Regions from separate parts of the Mus musculus genome. Here regions 1 and 3 are each linked to region 2. A link is a contact called in ENCODE Hi-C or POLR2A ChIA-PET data. All regions are on one chromosome and are shown on one strand. The core of a region is the stretch at or near the end of the contact, and the rest is flanking DNA. Distances in the headings are between cores, read along the strand shown.

Evidence for each region. Hi-C counts contacts between places; a loop is a spot of excess contacts on that map. ChIA-PET counts read pairs that join two places held with the same protein, here RNA polymerase II (POLR2A).
Region 1: a loop to region 2 is called in a map of T-helper 2 cell, with 2.1 times the contacts of the local background. The contact joins the promoter of Slc22a20 here to the promoter of Ppp2r5b in region 2. A Hi-C loop is called at or near these places in 1 of 37 maps with a recorded cell type or tissue (T-helper 2 cell). POLR2A ChIA-PET finds 5 or more read pairs at or near these places in 1 of 5 experiments (embryonic stem cell).
Region 3: POLR2A ChIA-PET joins it to region 2 with 17 read pairs in Patski. The contact joins the promoter of Cdca5 here to the promoter of Ppp2r5b in region 2. POLR2A ChIA-PET finds 5 or more read pairs at or near these places in 4 of 5 experiments (Patski and embryonic stem cell).

The regions. Positions count from the first base shown.
Region 1 is chr19:5,984,112-5,988,593 of GRCm38, reverse strand. Slc22a20 (solute carrier family 22 (organic anion transporter), member 20) reads left to right here and starts at 2,451. Exons shown (of 10, transcript NM_198650.2): 1 at 2,451-2,828; 2 at 2,911-3,014; 3 at 3,642-3,796. The coding sequence starts at 2,454. Gm31719 (a long non-coding RNA gene) reads right to left here. Exons shown (of 4, transcript XR_001782726.2): 4 at 3,497-3,827. It overlaps Capn1 (calpain 1), which reads left to right. Exons shown (of 22, transcript NM_007600.3): 22 at 1-49.
Region 2 is chr19:6,234,359-6,238,561 of GRCm38, reverse strand. Ppp2r5b (protein phosphatase 2, regulatory subunit B', beta) reads left to right here and starts at 2,722. Exons shown (of 14, transcript NM_198168.3): 1 at 2,722-3,050; 2 at 3,463-3,929. The coding sequence starts at 3,731.
Region 3 is chr19:6,081,983-6,086,751 of GRCm38, reverse strand. Cdca5 (cell division cycle associated 5) reads right to left here and starts at 1,655. Exons shown (of 6, transcript NM_026410.3): 1 at 1,544-1,655; 2 at 1,263-1,354; 3 at 285-350; 4 at 165-200. The coding sequence starts at 1,589. Zfpl1 (zinc finger like protein 1) reads left to right here and starts at 1,777. Exons shown (of 8, transcript NM_024231.3): 1 at 1,777-1,888; 2 at 2,291-2,400; 3 at 2,692-2,803; 4 at 3,974-4,167; 5 at 4,281-4,353; 6 at 4,425-4,571. The coding sequence starts at 2,299.

The DNA.
Region 1 (4,482 bases), core at 1,202-3,701, 250 kb after region 2:
GGGAGGTCCCGTGTTTCAGTGCAGTGAGAAAATAAAATGAAAGGCTGTACATCTGTCTCTGGGTGTTATTCTCCCCAACTGTTCCCTTGATTGTACCAGCAAGCCTTGGCGTAGAAGCAGCTCAGGCTGTCTCATGCCCTTGTCCACCCTTGCCAGAGATTGGGTATCTGGCTGTGGCCACCTCAGCTCCTGAGATGTTGAGCAGGCCTGGGCACAGAGACATGAACCGACTGCTCCACTGACAGCCAATCCAGGTGGCTTTTCTGGTTTTGCATGCTCTACCTGGGGGCTGAGTCTGACTTCCTCCTCTGCAGATATCAGTAAGGAAACACAAGACCTCCACTTAGCATAGATCTGACCCCCTAGGGAGCTCTCTAAAGCACAGAGTCCCCACCCAACCCCAGACCACAGTGGGACACCCTGTAATCCAGCAGTTTACATTAATGTTCTGCCTCTGTGGCTCTTACCAGAGATAAGAGGAAGGAGCCAGGTGGGCTGTATTTGGTTGGTAGAAGGCTTGCCACTGGGTGGTGGTGGTTCATGCCTTTTAGTTTCAGAATTCAGGGGGCAGAGACAGGCGGATTTCTAAGTTCCAGGCCAGCCTGGTCTACAGAATGAGTTCCAGGACAGCCAGAGTTACACAGAGGAACTCTTGTCTCAGAAAAATAAAAAAAAGTTCAAGCCATGCATGGTGGTGCACGCCTTTAATCCCAGCACTCGGGAGGCAGAGGCAGACGGATTTCTGAGTTCGAGGCCAGCCTGGTCTACAAAGTGAGTTCCAGGACAGACAGGGCTATACAGAGAAACCCTGTCTTGAAAAACCAAAATAAATAAATAAATAAATAAATAAAGTTCAAAGTTCACCATCTGACTACATACATACATACATACATACATACACACACACACACATACATACATACATACATACATACATACATAGGGAGTTCCAGGCCAGCCTGGGCTATAGTAGACGTTATCTTGAGAAGAAATGGAAAAAAAAAGAAAAGAAAAATTGAGGGAGCAGGGAGTGGGCGATGGGACTGCCCACAAGGCTGCATGTAGAAATGGAACTGAGAGTTCTGATCATGAAAGAACCAGTGTCCTGAGCTGATGGTTTCCAGGAGCTATTTACTGGGAGGCCGGAGCCAAGTCAACTGGCCTCCTCACTGGAGCAGGTCCTGGAGGGAGCGGTATGCATGGTGTCCTGGATTCCTCTCCTTTCAGCCCTCAGCCCTCAGCCCCTCTCTAGAGTGGCTTTAATTTGCTGTGGTGATTCGCCAACATACCCTGAAAGTTCCCGACCCCAAACTGACGCTGCTTCTTGACTGCCCTACTTGGACTTCTTTGGTTTTGTTTCTGTATTGCTTGTTGTGTCTCATTTGGTTTATTTATTTATTTATTTTAACTCCTTAAGACTTTATTTCACCAGTTGGCATATCCTGTTCTACAATGTGTCCTTGATTTGATTTGATTTTTTTGGGGGTGATATTTATTTCATTTACATTTCCAATGCTATCCCAAAAGTCTCCCACCCACCCACTCCCACTTCTTGGCCCTGTCGTTCCCCTGTGCTGAGGCATATAGTTTGAAAGACCAATTGGGCCTCTATTTCCACTGATGGCCGACTAGGCTATTTTCTGATTCATATGCAGCTAGAGACACTGGTTTATTTTTTAATTTAAAAAAATAATAAATTTGAGAGCCAGGTGCACACAACCGAAAGGAGGCAGAGGCAAGGAGTTCTCTGTGAGTTCGAGGCCAGCCTGGTCTACACAGTAATTTCCAGGACAGTCAGGGCTATGCAGTGAGATCCTGTCTCAAAAAAACAAAAAACAAAAACAAAAACCAAAAAAACAAAAACAAAAAACCCCCAAAAACAAAATTAAAATTATTTATGTATTTGTGTGTACATGCACGTGCACACACACTCATAAGTGCCATGGCACTTTGCAGAAGTCAGAGGCCAATCTCCAGTGTCATCCCTGAGGAGCCATCCTCCTTGTCTTTTGGAGACAGGATCTCTCACTGGGAGCTGGGGCTCGACGGTTAGGCTTGGCTGTCTGGCCAGCAAGGCCCATGAATCTCTCTTCCTGGGATTACAAGTTCATGCCACCATGGCCTTGATTTTAAGCAAGTGCAGGGCTTTAATGCTTCTAAGGTCCTGAAGTACTCTGCTAACTCAGCTATCTATCTAACGCCCAACCCTTGACTTTGCTAACTCAAGAGGTAACAGATAGAGAGAGAACTGGAGAAAGGGCCTGGGGGAGGGACACACTGCAGATGTGGGGACATTTAGGCCTCCTGTGAGGTGTAACTTGATCCTTCTGAGATGCATTGTAGAGAAGGCCTGTGTGGTCCTGACCCCTGGCCTGATCCTCTACCTCTAGGTCCCTCCCCTGCCTTTTTACATAAGGCCTGGGCAGGCCCGACCTGGGGTAGGGCCCTTGGCCATGGCCTTCACAGACCTGCTGGATGCCCTGGGAGGCGTGGGTCGCTTCCAGCTTGTCTATACAGCCTTGCTGCTGCTGCCCTGTGGGCTGCTGGCTTGCCATACCTTCCTACAGAACTTCACGGCTGCTGCACCCCCTCACCACTGCCAACATCCTGCCAACTACACAGAACCTACCACCAATGTCTCAGGGGTCTGGCTGAGGGCTGCCATACCCCTGAACCAGCATGGGGACCCCGAGCCGTGCCGGCGCTATGTAGAACCTCAGTGGGCCCTTCTGAAACCCAACGCCTCCTCCCATGGGGTGGCCACCGAGGGCTGCAAGGATGGTTGGGTCTACGACCGAAGCATTTTCCCATCTACCATTGTGATGGAGGTCAGAGGTGGGTGGGTGGCTTGGGGGGCTGGGAGGAGGCCAAGCCTAAGGACAAGGTTTAGCACTCCTCTCTCCCCAATAGTGGGACCTGGTGTGTGAGGCCCGCACCCTTCGTGACCTGGCTCAGTCCATCTACATGTCCGGGGTGTTGGTGGGAGCCGCCTTGTTTGGTGGTCTTGCTGACAGGTGAGCCTTTGGGGGAGCGCCTCGTCCCCCAGGGAAAGCCCTTGCGTTCACCTACATTCTGTCTCTTCTCTCTTTATTCCTTTCGTTGTCTGGGGTTGTTTGTTTTGTTTTGTTTTGTTTTGTTTTGTTTTGTTTTTCTAAGGCAGGGTTTCTCTGTGTAGCCCTGACTGTCCTAGCACTCACTCTCTAGACCAGGCTGGCCTCAAACTCACAGAGATCACCTACCTCTGCCTCCCAAGTGCTGGGATTAAAGGCGTGTGAAACCATGGCTATATATATATATGAGTGTTTTTCTTTTCTTTTCTTTTCTTTTTTTTTTTTTTTTTTTTTTGAATTTCTGATCCATCTGCCTGTACTTCCCAAGTGCTGGGATTATAGGCATGGATCTCTTTTCAAACTCTCTACCTTTCCCCAACATGGATTAAATCTCTCGGTCTCTGATCTTCCATCACACTTGTCCCTCTATCCCTGATCAGCCTGGTGGTTGCATGTGGTGTTTAGAGGGGTGGCTTTTACTGGGCATCTCATCTTTGATTGCTTCGGTGTCCCCACCAAGGCAGAAGTTTCAGACATGGCCTCTCTGCCTCCTTGGTGAGGATTCCCTAGCCCCTCACTCTTTGGGTTCAGGTTGGGTCGCAAGGCCCCACTGGTGTGGTCGTACCTGCAGCTGGCAGTTTCGGGGGCTGCCACAGCGTATGTGGGCTCCTTCAGTGCCTACTGCGTCTTCCGCTTCCTGATGGGCATGACCTTCTCCGGCATCATCCTTAACTCCCTCTCCCTGGGTGAGTCCAGTCCAGGCGGGACCCAGAGGGGCTGGGGTCATGCAACAAGAGAATTACAGCATCACAGGACAGCTTTGCAAATTTTGCGTTATGTAATTCTCACCCAGAAACCGCAATTCAAAACCTCCTACCCAGGGGTCTGGATTTGGAAGACCCTGGTTGGCCGACTGTGACCCCGAGGGCAGCAGTGGGCAGTGGTGGCCTTTCTTGGGTCTGGGTTTCAGTTGACTAATCTGTGAGCTGAGAGGGTCAGATTGATTTCATGAGAGTTACTCAACAGTACCTACTAATCATCTATGATGTGCCAGGTTTACATGGGGTCACATAGGTGAGTGGGACACAGGGACATAAGATAGGATGGTGTCCAAGGGAGACAGCTATGGTGGCTCGCACCTGCAATCGCAGCACTTGGGAGGTGGAAGCAAGAGGATCAGGAGTTCAAGGTGATCCTCAGCTGCACAGCCAGTTTGAAGCTTGCCTAAGGTACGTGAGTCTGTAAATAAAGGGTGGCCGGGAGTTCATGCAGTCAAAAGGCTTCAATCGGACAATGCAAACTCTAAAACCTTAGGGCAGGGTGCCATAGTGCATGAATGTAATCCCAGCACTCGGGAGGCAGAGGCAGGAGGATAACACATTTGAGGCCAGCCTGATCAACCTAGTGAGTTTGAACTCCTGGATGCTAACCA
Region 2 (4,203 bases), core at 1,473-3,972:
TTGGACTCGGTGACGCCAAATTTGTCATCACTGGGAAGTGGAGGCAGAAGAATCAAGTTGAAAGTTATCCTCTGCGACATAAAAGGCTCAGGCCAGCTGGAGAGGTGGCTCAGAGGGTAAGAGCACTGAGGTCCTGAGTTCAAATCCCAGCAACTACATGGTGACTCACGACCATCTGCAATGGGATCCAATGCCCTCTTCTGGTGTGTCTGAAGACAGCTACAGTGTAGTCATCTATATACAGTAAATTAAAAAAAATTTTTTTAAAGGCTAATGGTCTCTCGGCTACCTGGGCTATCAATCAATCAATCAATCAGTCAATCAATAAGATTAACTATAAATAAATTTTAAAATTAACTACTACTAATAAAGTAGATGTAGTAGCTCACACCTGCAAGCCCAGCAGCTGAGAAAGAGAAGCAGAGGGTTGGCTGTGAATCAACCAGCCTGGGCTACATTGTGAGCTTTAGGTAAGCCTGGGCTACAAAGTGAAATAACCAGACTGGTTGTCCTGCACCTTTAATCTCAGCACCTGCTAGTCAGAGAAAGGTTCTGTGGATTCCAGGCTGGCCTGGCCTACATTGTGAGTTCCAGGAAAAGCCAGGACTATATAAAGAGACCCTGGGTCAAAATATACAAACTGTGTAAGTATGTATACAGGGTGTGGTAGTGGCACACCACACCCTGCATAAGAGGCAGAAACAGACAGATCTCTGTGAATTTGAGGTCAGCCTGGTCTGTATAATGAGTTCCAATCTACAGTTTGTCCAGTCTACAATTGTAAAGAATGAGCAAAAATATAAGAGGGTCACTCACAAATTCCAAGCAGTGAGTCCCAGGGCAGCTAGAATAACATCAGCACAGGCACACAGAAAGATATAAATAAATACAATGACACTTTGCTAAGAGTAAGAGTGTGAAAAGAATTGGGTATTGTGGCTTACAACTTTAATCCCAGCACTTGGGACATAGGCAGATCTCTGAGTTTGGGGTCAGCCTGGTCTGCAGAGTGAGTTCCAGGACAGTCAGGGTTTTATAGAGAAACCCTGTCTCAAAACAAACAAACAAACAAACAAACAAACAAACAAACACAACCCCCAAGTTTAAAAAGAGTAAGAAAATACTTTTTAACCCGTTATCTTGCAATGCCTGTTTGAAAGCGAGTCTACTTCTGAGGTGAGTAGGAAGCTCTTGCTCTGCTTGTGGGAAGCCTCACCTCATCCTCCGCATCAAAAATTTAAAATCCCAAAGCCATTTTCTTCCACTAGTTTTCTTCCTGCATCATCTAGGCCCCTGCCAGGCATGGGTGGCTTTGGGCAGCCTGGCCTGAACACTGCAGCCGAGAGTCTGTGGAGAGCACTACCTTGTCACAGGCAGCAAGGCGTCCCTCCTGCCTTGGCCTCTGGGTTCTGGTCTGGCGGGAAGAGGCTCTGTGGGTCTGGCTTTCCCGGCTTATTATTAGGGAGTAAGGGGGAGGGAAGCCATGTCTGAGCCCTGGAGGTGGGCCAAGTGGTAGTTTAGGGGTTCCTGTTCTGTCTGGCAGGTGAAGAACAGAGCAAAACGGGAAGTGAAGATCTGCTATCTCTGAGCAAAGGGAGTACTGTCTCTGGGTAGCCATCGCTTGATCTGGGTACCCATCCATTGAGGTGCTAGACTCTAGAACAGTGTCCTCGATACAGGCTTTGGCTGTTTGTTGCTCTAAGGTGGGCACTTCTTAGGTAAACAGACTTCTTTTGCAGCACTAAGTGATCACCAGGGTCCATAAATGGGTGGGGCCAAAAAGCACCCCAATTCCCCCAACCTCATTGCTCTCTCTCTCCTGCTGCTCAGCAAGGACCAGTTTGTCACCTAGGTAAAACTTCAGGATAAAGGTCTCACAGTCATTGTAGGGAATAGAGTGTTGGCGACCAGGTACTATGAAGGGAGCCCGGGACTGCAGGCTGGGAACTTTTGGCCAGAATGCCAAACTCTTGGAATACAGCTGAGCCTTTGATACCCAGCAATGGGGTTTTGATCAAGAACTCCCCACTCTCCAAGGCACATCTTGGCACCAGAGGAGCTGGGAGGTACTGTGCCTTAGGATGGGGGCAGCTCCAGGGTAGCACCTTCTGCCCTCCTTGCTTTGGCATCCCAGGGCTGTCCCTTTAAACTACAGACCATGATGTCACCATGGACAGTAAGTGACAGGAGGGGCACTGCAGGCCGGGAGAATGGACTTCATTTCCCAAGAGCCTCTAGTGAACCACACCCCTCCCAGCAGGCGCTAACGCAAACCCGACTGTTAACCCCTCCAACGCCGGATGCAAGGGGTTTTGTAAGTGTCCGGCTTCAATCTGGGCTGAGTATGAGGAGAGAGGATGGCCTGAGGGACAGATGGCTCAGACCAAATTGTGGGCCTGGCACATCATGCTAGGTAGGACTCTGTCTTGCATTAGCAGGTTCCAACACCGAGTCCTTTTCTTTCCCTACACAGTGTCCCTTCCAGAATTCGGGAGTCCAGTTCTGAGCTGGACTCTGCCCCAGTCTGCTTGCAGGTTTTAAAATCCTCAGCTTTTCTCGGAAGTACTGAGTTCCTCCCCTAGCTCCGAGGTTACCCGTAAAGTTCGGTTGCTTCCTTTAAGCAGGGTGGGGACTACATTTCCCAGAGGCCCCGAGTCCTCCCTGACGCAGCCCCCCCTAGCGGAGGGAGGTGCGGGCCGGGAGGGGGGGAGGTGACTTGATGTCATCCTGAGCAGCTGGGCGGCGGGTGCCGGTGCGCAGCGAGCCGGGGCTCCCGCTGCGCTGCACCGCGCTGATCTGAGTCCCGGGATATCTGCCGAGGGTCGCGTGCTGCCGGGGCCCAGCCCAGAGCCCACCGAGTGCCCGACCCCTTTTGGGGCTGAGCTGGGGGCATGCTCCAGCACCCCCAGAGCCTGGGAGCGAACCCAGGAGCGCCGCCGCCCAGCCCCAGCGCCCCGAGCGGCAGAACCACCGCTAAGGACCCTTGAACCGTCGTCTCTTCCACCGAGGCAACCTCTAGGGTCGGCGACCAAAGTCTGGGTTTCTGAGAAGTGAGTGTGTACCCCAATACCACATTGAGGTTTGGAGACCAGGAAGGAGCGGGATATGAGGAGAGATGCTAGGGTCTGAAAGGGGGTGCACGAGAACAGGACCCTCATTTTTTGGGTGAGTGCACTGAGACAGGAGACATTAGTGGAGCTGGAGTCACACTGCTGTAAGGATCTGGGGATGCTAATAGAGTCCCCATCCTGAGTAGTAGCCATAGGCCGTATTTGGGGAGGGGCTACTTTAGAGCTTGGGCCTGGAAGAAGGGAGGGGCATGGTTGCGCCCTTGTTTTGGGGTCTAGCGAGGGAAGGAGGGAAAAGAAGTAAGGGAGCAACTGCACCACGCGGGCTGTCTTTGGAAAGAACCGACCTGCTCTCTGTGTCTCTCCTGCTGACCTTTCTAACCTGACTTCTCAGAAGAGCCAGCGTGGGAACCCTGACTGGAACTCTTCTGGATCCCCAGGAAAGACCTGAGCCATTGCCTTTCTACCTTACCTGCCCCCCCAGGACTGGGCAGTTGCCAGAGGCCCTGGGGGGGTCAGGACTGTGGCCGTGCCTCCCCCACCCCCTGAAACATGCTGGACAGGATGGGTCCCAGTTAGTGTGTGTGGCCTCATTCAACTTACTCCAGACCCACAAGGAGCCCCCTGGGCTCTGAAAGATTGACCCGTGTTGTCCACTGGCCATGGAGACGAAGCTGCCCCCTGCGAGCACCCCCACAAGCCCCTCCTCCCCAGGGCTGTCTCCAGTGCCACCACCAGACAAGGTGGATGGCTTCTCCCGCAGGTCCCTCCGCAGGGCCCGGCCCCGTCGCTCACACAGCTCTTCTCAGTTCCGCTATCAGAGCAACCAGCAAGAGCTCACTCCACTGCCCCTGCTCAAAGGTGAGCTGTTGTTGGTTGCCAGGGTACCCAGAAGGAAGCAAGGTAGGGGAGGACCAAGGGAGAAGCAGAGGTCTGGTAGAGTTTGGATCTCTTTTAGGCTAGGAACTCCACTGGAACTGACCCCCAATCTCCAGGCCTCTGCTGACGCATGGCCTGACTGGCCTGTCATCTCTGGAGGTGGGGCATCTGGAAGTGGTGCCAGGGGCAGGCAAGGGCCAAGGGTGGGGCACACAGCCTAGGTTTCAGGAGGCTCCTATCAGTCCAGCCAGCTGCC
Region 3 (4,769 bases), core at 406-2,905, 150 kb after region 2:
TTGAGGCCAGTCTGGTCTACCGTAACTTCCAGTTCAGGAAACAGTGTTATACACTGAGACCTAAACTGACAAGCCATGAAGCAGTTGCCTGGGTAGAAGTGTATGCCTACCCTCTAAGGGTAAATCCTACACAAATAAACAGAAATAAACAGAACTGAACTCACCCTAGGACTTCTTCGAACCGTGTGGACATCTGGGACCTGTAGGGATGACATCAACTGATCAATCAATAGCTAAGCCCAGTTTTGACATCTCACTCCCAAAGCCTTCTCTCAGCCCCTCACCTCTACTGCATGAGCTACGATCTTCTTCAAGACGATGGCCTTTCTGACTGGGACCGCTGGAGTTGTCTGGGGGGGGTAAAAGAAAGTATTATCCATGAGCTTTACAATAGTTCAAAGCCCTCTAGGTCAGTGTAAAAGTACTTTGGGAGCCGGGCAGTGGTGGTGCACGCCTTTAATCCCAGCACTTGGGAGGCAGAGGAAGGTGGATCTTTGAGTTCGAAGCCGGCCAGGTCTACTAAGTAAGTGAGTTCCAGGACAGCCAGGGCTATACAGAGAAACGTTGTCTCGAGGAAAAAAAAAAAAAGTACTTTGGGGGTGTTGCTGAGAAAAGTTTTCCTTATCTTCTATCCAAGACTTCTCAGCCTCTAAGCCTGGTTCTAAGTTTGTAAGTTCTTGCACCATGTTGGGCACCAACTGTGGAAGCATTGGGCGGGAGTTTTTTGACTCCCTTGCTCCCAAATAACTGCAGGGCATTTCTTCCCCCCAACGCCACTACCTCCTGAGTAAAGGACACAGAGCTGTTATTCAAAGGCTGCTGGCACTATGTTGGGCAGGTTCTGAGCTACTCTAACCCTCTCAGGCTGCCTATCTACCAGTCACACGGTCCTCTACCTGAATCTCAGTCTTACTCTGACTCAATCTGGTCCATGTGTGCCCTCATGACTGCTCTCTCCCTCCTCTTGACCTTAGAGTGAAACCACCTGCTCTCTCCGCGCCTCCCCCTCTCCCACTTCTCTCTCCCTAGACTCTTCCGGACGCCTCAATGGGCGCTGATGTCCCGCCTCCTCTGTCCTCTCCTGCCCAGCCATAGGCTGATCAGCTCTTTATCAACCAATCAGAGATGATTTAAAAAAAAAAAAACAACAGTGAGCCCGGAGGTGCTAGTTAGCCGGACTAAGGATACCTAGGCATAGAAATTAGCATCTGAATACGCAGCGCACAAACCCAACCCCAACACCTGGGGGACCAGGAACTCACCCTCGGCCAGATTTCAGAGAACGAGTTCGGGAGATCTGAGCCAGATTTCCGCTTGGACGACTTCGAAGGCTTAGTAAGTGAAGTCCTGGGCCCTGGAAAGGAAAACACGTTTGATGGTGAGCAAAACTTTGCTCGAAGAAAAGGCGACAAACAAACGAAACAAGATGCTTGACGAGTTCGGAAAAGCAAAAGTCGTTTTCCAACTACCCCTTTGGGGCGTCTTCCACCGGGAGCCAAGTTTTGTTCCCCAAACAACCCCGCTCCACTGCTCCCGTGCTCACCAGACCGCTGGGCAGCCCCTCCTGATCGTGTTCGCCGCTCCGCCATGTGTACGGTCGGGCTCAGTCTCCGCCGCGGTCGCCTACTCAGGCTCGCGCCAACCGGGAACTTTGCTGCTTCAAACGTTCAAATTGCCCGCCTTGCTAGCGAGAAAGCGGAAGTGACACAGGCCGGAGGCGGACCATCCGCTTTTGTTGTCACAGGCTTTACGTCTAGCTAGCAAAAGGCAGAGGCGTATCCTGCGGCGCTGTGGCGTCATCAGCGTGCGCCGCACCCGGAAGAGACGTGGCAGCGGAGGGATAATCAGGCCGGACCTGAAGGGAGCGGAGCTGCAGCTACCGGAGTTGGTGAGCTCAGTCCCCGGCCTTCCGCGCTTTTCATTACCGTACGCACCGGTCACGATCGGCATCGCGGAGGTTCGCGGACATCCAGAATGTGGTCGGCCAGCTGGGGGCGGGTCAAGAGGGGGTGGGTCTTGGGGGCGGGGCTGGTGGTATTGGAGCTGTGCAGAGATCTGGCGAGGGCCTTCCTGGGTCTTGATGGAATGAAGGGTCGGTCGTTTGTGGTACGATCTGTACAGGAGACGTGGCTTTACCCATGCTAAGGCATTATGCTAGAATTTGGTGTTGGGACTGGTGTGAGACGGGACTGAGAGATTTAAAAGAAGAGAACTGGGTTGGTGAAAACAAACTGGCAGCCACCAAAACCTGGCTTCCTGCTAACTGATTTCACCCCACCACACCCTCCAGGATCGGTCATGGGACTTTGCAAGTGCCCCAAGAGGAAGGTGACGAACCTGTTCTGCTTCGAACACCGAGTTAACGTCTGCGAGCACTGCCTAGTAGCCAATCACGCCAAGGTGGGGCGTTTAGAGCAGTGTCTGAGCAGGGCGGGTGGGTGGGCAGACAAGATTGCCTACTTCTAAATCCATGTGGGGACCTATGCTAGACTGTAAGCTCCACAAGGGCAAGAACATGGGGTGTGATGCGCTCTGCTATGCCTTCAGTAGCTGCTCAATAAATGGTCACTCAATAAATGGAACAGATGAAATGATGAGTCTGATGAGAGAAAACGAGGCATTTGAGCCTTGGAGTGGTGTGTGCATCGTGGAGCCTGGGGCACCAGTTGTGACATCTCTCTCCCACTCCAGTGCATCGTGCAGTCCTACTTGCAGTGGCTACAAGATAGTGACTACAACCCCAATTGCCGCCTGTGCAACACACCCCTGGCCAGTCGGGAGACCACCCGTCTTGTTTGCTATGGTGAGGCCTGGGAAGGGGTCAGGGCAGCCCCAGGATCCAGCTTGGATACAGGTTTGATAGCATCTTTCAAGAAGCAAGACAGTGAGTCCCTCAAGCGTGGAGGTCAGAGCCTCAGATCCTGATTCCTTTAGGTACCGTCCTGTTTTATAAAGCCTCAGCAAGCCTTTTCTCTTCGTAGGCCTTAGAATCTTCCCTGAAAGTTAGAGCTTCTCCTTCCTGCTCTGCCAGTCTGGGAGAGCTAGAGATGACTATGAGCTGTGGCTGGGAGAAAGATCCACTTTAGGGGATGTTACTGACCCCGATACTGTACCCAGAGGAAGCTATCCATGTTACAGTTTGCTGGGAGTCGGTAGTCAGAGCCTAGTATAAAAAAAAGCCTCAGCTTAGCTTGTTCAAGGTGCTGGTCCAAAAGGGGGCAGCTCCACCTGAATTTCTCCATGTGAAATTATGTGTCCACTCATACAGATGTATGTGTTGGTTAGTACTTGTGGGTGAGTAGATGGGTGATGAGTGTTTGTGAGCACATATCCCATGGGATGCATGATGACATGAAGGTGGGGAGTGTTAGGGGATATGTGTTACAGATGTGTACATGTATGACTACTAGTGTACTTTGAGGGAATGGCTCTCAAGTTTGCTTGTGTATTTATAAGCACTGTGTATTTGCCTCTGGATATCTGCATGTATCAGTGTCTGGGAAGCTTTCCTGATAGTGTTCTTGTATGTAGGTTTGTTTTGTTTTGTTTTGTTTGAGACTGGGATTGTGGGGCTGACCTTGAAATCTTACTCCTGCCTCCACCTCCCAAGTGCTAGGATTAGGCACTGCCAGCCTGAAACTATTGTTGTGTAGTCATTAGCCCAAGGAGTGTGATTTTAGGCCAGAGAAGACTCTTGAAAGGGTGGAAGGTATTTTCTTCCTTCCCAGTCACACCTTCTCATGGGCTGGTCACATGGGTAGACTCTACCTTGCTTTGGTTCAGTGGCATTTGCAAGAAGCCTTAGGGACCCGGAGTAGGGAGAAAAGGAATGGCCCTGGGCATCAGCACATATATCCACAATCCATTCCTGCAGTGAGCTGGGCCTTGGGGGTATGGGATTGCTAGACCAAGGATAAGAGCTCGAAGACTTGCCTCTCTCATGTCTGTCCTTTTTTATTTCATGGGTCCCAAGATCTCTTTCATTGGGCCTGTATCAATGAACGTGCTGCCCAGCTACCACGAAACACAGCGCCTGCAGGCTACCAGTGCCCCAGCTGTAATGGCCCCATCTTCCCCCCAGCCAACCTCGCTGGCCCAGTGGCTTCAGCACTGAGAGAAAAGCTAGCCACAGTCAACTGGGCCCGGGCAGGACTGGGCCTCCCTCTGGTGAGAGTCTCTCTGTCTGTCTGACCATCTGTTTGTGCTGACCTCTCCTGAGGCAGATTGGATGGGTTAGCAGCAGGAGTGGGCAGACTGCTGACGGAGATTCCTTTCTGCAGATCGATGAGGTGATAAGCCCAGAGCCCGAGCCCCTCAATTCCTCAGACTTCTCTGATTGGTCCAGCTTTAATGGTAAGTGGTGGCCTCCATCTGCTGTCTGAACCTTGCCTCCCTGCTCCACTGAGAGATCGCTCTTTCCACAGCCACCACCACCTCTGTGCAAGAGGAGAGAGCCAGCACTCCATCTGCGCCTGCTTTCTATAGCCAGGCTCCCCGCCCTCCTCCCTCCCCAAGCCGTCCCGAGCAGCACACAGTCATACACATGGGGAGTACTGAAGCCCTGGCACACGGTGAGCTGGGCAATCTTCCCAGACAGAGAGTAGAAAGCAGTGGCTGGTTTGGGTGGCATGAGCTCAGAGCCCCTTATGGGGTGGTTCTTCCTCACTCCAAGGTCCTGAGGTGCTCTGTTAGGCTGGGGAGGGCAGGAGGTCCTTTATGCCACCTCCACCCATGCCACAGGATCAGTTTGTCTGAGCCTGTTGTTGCTG